Regions from separate parts of the Mus musculus genome. Here region 2 is linked to region 1. The links are chromatin loops, found by intact Hi-C in ENCODE. Cell type or tissue: heart. All regions are shown on one strand. Region 1 has its middle 25 kb from the start of Pik3r4. Region 2 holds the start of Atp2c1 (ATPase, Ca++-sequestering).

The links. Peaks named below come from ENCODE experiments on the same cell type or tissue, not always from the same donor. Only the 100,000 strongest peaks of a DNase experiment are listed, where the experiment ranks them.
Region 2: it touches region 1 in a loop (2.6-fold over the local background); 5 of 42 quality-filtered maps call a loop at or near these places.

Annotation. Positions count from the first base shown.
Region 1 is chr9:105,616,279-105,618,778 of GRCm38, reverse strand. No RefSeq gene overlaps it. Among named protein-coding and RNA genes, the nearest start is that of Pik3r4, 25 kb to the left of the region's middle. In heart, a CTCF peak has its summit at 1,298 (motif pointing right); no DNase peak of the experiment used is centred here.
Region 2 is chr9:105,519,859-105,522,358 of GRCm38, reverse strand. It overlaps Atp2c1 (ATPase, Ca++-sequestering), which reads left to right and starts at 1,102. Exons shown (of 27, transcript NM_001253831.1): 1 at 1,102-1,319. The coding sequence starts at 1,212. In heart, no CTCF peak of the experiment used is centred here; a DNase peak (open chromatin) is centred at 1,008; H3K4me3 peaks cover 1,897 bases; H3K27ac peaks cover 2,149 bases.

The sequences.
Region 1 (2,500 bases):
ATGGAAGATTGTACACAACCCTGTCTTTGTTGGTTATCTTTTTATCACAGTGGTTGTTTCTCGCAAATAGAAAGATACCAAGTTTTTAAAAACTAGCTCTCTAATAAAGATGAAGCCCCAAGGTTTCCCTAGCCCTCCACAGCATGGCCTACTGGCTGGACATAGAGCATTATAACTCACCAGTCAGCCCTCGTTCTGATGCTATTACACCCAGGATGGTGGCTGCTTCTTTTTTTTCTTCTCCTTCTCTGTATCCTTCTCCTTCTTTTCTTCTCCTCCTCCTCTTCCACCTCCTCTTCTCCTTTTCTTCCTCCTCTTCTTCTCCTTGTTCTTCCTCCTCTTCCTCCTCCTTCCCCTTCTTTTTCTCCCCCTCCTCCCTTTCCTTCTCCTTCTGATTGTGATGAACAGTGGCTTAAATAACAGCCTAATTCACTTTTAAAAATCTATCCATGTTGCTTTCTGCAGTCTAATCTAATATTAACCCAAGTCCTTCCTAATTAAACCAAGGCCATTCAATTATGCATTTTAATACTGTGATGGTTTTTAACAGTACCAAAGTGAGAGAGATTCATTAGAAAAGTACTTAAGGCAGAGGAATTCAGGTAAGCTCAGAGAAAAACAAATTCAGATCTCTTTGAATATCTTTCTTGCCTTAAATATATTGCCAGTCTCTTTAGGGAGCCCAGGAGAGTACTCGAAGAATCTCAGTGCCATTCTAACTCGATCTGACGTGTCTCAAGCCTATATATGCGATCTGGGGAGAGATGTTGGGAACACACAATTAGCTGCAGAGAACAGAGAAGCCATGTTGAATTCAACGTCAGGGGTATGTTCTTGGAATGTGTTCAGAACCTCCTTAGAGCTTTCCAGTTGTCCTCTTAGAAATAATCATATCTTTCAATACTGGAGGAGATGTGACAGAAAACACTTTCATGTTTTTAAATGTTTAAGATTAAACAGTCACAACAAATAATGTGTAATTAAAAAAGAAAGAAAGAAAGAAAGAAGAGAGAAGAAAAGAAAAGGAGAGGAGAGGAGAGGAGAGGAGAGGAGAGGAGAGGAGAGGAGAGGAGAGGAGAGGAGAGGAGAGGAGAGGAGAGGAGAGGAGAGGAGAGGAGAGGAGAGGAGAGGAGAGGAGAGGAGAGGAGAGGAAAGGAAAGGAAAGGAAAGGAAAGGAAAGGAAAGGAAAGGAAAGGAAAGGAAAGGAAAGGAAAGGAAAGGAAAGGAAAGGAAAGAGAATGACTTTTCTTCCTGGGTGATGGGAATGGGCAAAATGAGCAGAAATCCACTAGGGGGCAGGGCATCCCAGTGGGAGGATCTGAGCTGCTAGGGACAGGATTCCAGAGTCTGGGTCTTAGAGCTAGGACTCATTCTTGGATGAACTGCTCAAAACCTCTTGGACCTTAGTATCTTGTTTTCTAAAATAGAAACAAGGAGACCACATGAGACTGTGGGTACAAGAAAGCATTAGGCATATACTGTTATTCAATAACAACAAAAAAAGATGATGTTAATGACAACAATTACTAAAAAAGGCAGAGGATAGCTTGGGGGACTAGCTCAGTTTGTAGAGTGTTTTATACACTATGTGAGGTGCAAATGACTGTAATCCCATCACTACCCAGGGAGCAGGGAGCAGCTGAATGAATGGTTCAAGCCATCCTCGACTTCAGGCTCTATCCTTTATTCATCCATGACTACATTCTAAGGTTAGGGCCAGCCTGGACTACATGAGACCTTGTCTCACCCAAAGAACACAGAAAATAAAATAATGTTAGTTTTGGGGCTCAGTTGTATACAGGTTTATTGTGTCAATTTATCTTATTGAATTTACATTAGAATTTATGATGATTTATGTCTTTATGAGCCCATTTTCCCTAAGAACTTTAAGCTCCAGAGAGAATTTTTTTCCTTGTAGGAAGTAAATGGTGTTTTAGCCATTTTAATGTCTAGAACATCATTATCATATTTTTATCATTTATTTTCATTTCCTAACGGAATGATCTGCTGACGTACCAAAGGAAAAAATGGAACATAGAGATAACTTGTCTCTTAATGCCTTTAAATGTTTCCCCCTCTTAAACTTTGTGGTCTGAGGATGGTCTAGCATATTTCTCCTGGAATGTTCAATGAAAAAATGTCATCTGATGAAACATAGGAATACTGAATGCATTTTCAGGCACAGAAATTGCTTTTTATGAAATGATTACTTAAGTATAAATTCCAGTAATCCTTAGGAGCCCTTTTACAAAATAACTGTGTGTTCCAGACGCAGTAGGCAGTGCTAACTTAAGGCTGAAATAGTCCATCTCTGACAGTGAAAGGTCATCTGAATAAAGATTTAATGCCTCTGAAATTATAGTGTGAGTTAAATGGAAATATTTAATTTATAAAACCTTGATTTATATATGTTCACTCTGTTCTTAGCCTTTTGAAAGTAGCTGACTCATGCACCTGTCAGGCCAGGAAGATCAATGGCAAACCAGCCCCAGGCATTCCC
Region 2 (2,500 bases), 96 kb after region 1:
TCACAGATACTCAGGAGAAAGCCTCGGGGAAATTTAATGGTTCTGAGTTCAGCCTGTGGCTTTGCGATAAGGATTCAAGGCAAGAAGCCTTTTAACTCAGAAAAGAATCTGTTTGCAGCCATTGCCCAATAAATGCAAAGTGTCTGGTTACTGGCACGTAGCACAATGCACCACAGAACTCAATGAATGTCCACAGAGCTGGCCAACCCCATAATGTCCATGAAGGGGTGGTGTCTGTGTGTGAGTGTGTGTGTGTGTGTGTGTGATTTGCTTAGTTTTCAAACAGTGCTAGTCTTCTAACAGGGTCCACAGAATCAATACACTCATGGGAACTTGCAGAGACCAGGAAGCCTGCAGGGGTCTGCCCCAAGTCCTCTGCATGTATGTTATGGCTGAGTAGCTCCGGGTTCATGTGGAAATGCTAACATTGAGAGCTGGGTCTGTCCCAGACTCTTTTGCCTATGTGTGGGACCCTTTTCCTCCTCCTGGGGAGTGGGGAGGAGGAATGTGTGGGTGGAGGAGCTGGGAGGAGAGGAGAAACTGTGGTCAGGATGTAACATATGAGAGATGAATAAAAATAATAAAATAAGAACTCTAAAACAGCGTTTCTCAAGGCTGAAATGAATTGACACTTTTGAGCGGAGGCTCAGTTGAAGGTTGTTAGTGTGTGTTGGTAATGACAAGAAAGCTCAAAGGAAACTGGGAAAACCTCATGTCATGCCCTCTTAGAAAGAAAGAAAGAAAGAAAGAAAGAAAGAAAGAAAGAAAGAAAGAAAGAAAGAAAGAAAGAAAGAATCACCAGAAATACTGTCGGAAGAATTAAAATTAAACCTCACGAGAGTCCGTGGGTATGGAAAGTCACCCGCTAGCTAATATTAACATCGCTTGCAACAGAGCCTTGCTGCTCAAAATAGGACAGTCAGTCATATCGCTATCGCTGGGCTGTTTACATTCTTCGGGCCAGCCCTGAACTTCTTCCTGCCTCTGGCTCCTGGGCATTGCAGTTCTGGAGGTTTCTAGATGACCCGCCTCCCTCAGCTGTCTCTAGGAACTTCCACTCAAAGGGGGAGCTATAAGATTGACACCTGCTCGGTTTGCAGCAAAGTGGTGGCACTTCAAAGGAGCGGCTAGGCAGCAGAGACTAAGTGTCTAGGTCGCATTTGGTCGCTGTCAGGGAGGGGCAGACAAGGACCCTCGGGTTTCCCCTCAGTATGGAGAACTTATTGCCTCCGTCCGGATTTTCTTACTTGAAAAAGTATCCTCTCCACTCTATTCGGAAATATTTATCAACGCTGAGAAGCCAAAGGGCCGAAGAGCAGGTACTATTTTGTTTGTGCTAACTTTAAAAATAACTGGTGCTTATTTCTGGGTGTGGCCTGTCGAAGCTTGGGGAATGTTTCTCTGCTGGCTTACTGGTGTTCATAGGCAGAGGTCAGATCCAGCCTGTAGTTACTCGAGCTTGGCAGTCAGAGGAGCCTGCCGCTTGTGAGGGGTTACTTGGCTGTGGAACGTTTGGGTCCTGAGATAAATTATGCAAATGTTCTGGGTGTGTGTGTTTGACACTTATTTTGCTTTCTTCCGTTATCTAGATGAACCTACCATACTACGGAGGTGACTCTTTGATACTTTGATCATTTTTTCAGTGTTTCGAAGACAAATTCTGAAACCGTTCGTAGCTCAATAGATGAAGCAGTATACCCTAGAAACACACTTATTTTCTTGCATGTTTCTGTGATTATTTTAATGTCACTAGGATTTGCAAAATGAAGGTTATCTGTGTGGCTATAATCAGATCATTAGTGGGCTGATAAGATCATTTGGATATAATAGGTGATTCTTATATGTGGTGCATAGGGGACAGAGCACAATAATTATTAATCCTTTTAGCCAATTGAAAGCTACAGTTTCCAACAGGAAGTTCTAGCATGTGGGTATAGACGCATCTTAATAAGCCTGTTTAAAATGTCTGGTTATTTCATTTAAAAACATGTGTGTTCATTACATTGATTACATTATACATTGATATCTAAAAACTGCTTTCGTAATTGCACTGGATTAGAGAGAGAACAATGTGTGGCCCATTTAAATCCAGGAGCTCATTTAGAAGCTTGGCAACGGACTAGAAATATGAAAGACAGGTCTGTCACCACATAGAAGATGACCAGCCACAAGCGCTCTGCCCTGTGCTCTCTCTAGAACGGCAGAGCCAGGCGACAGATATTGCCAGTGTCCTGTTCTTTTTTCCTCCGTGGTAGAAAATGACCCAGTTAGTAAGAGGCTTCCCAGAAATGGAAGCAGAGGGCAGCAGAAGGAAACCCTTTGGTGACCCCTTTTCCCCAAAGCTCATGCCTCATTTGAAAAAAAAAAAAAAAAACAAAAACCAAAAAACAAAATACCTGACAGATCATTAGGATTATCAAGGAAACTGCATCTTAAAATCTTAAATGATTTTGACTAGTGCTAGAGACTCAGGCTCTCTGCATTAAGGGAGCTAGGTTGC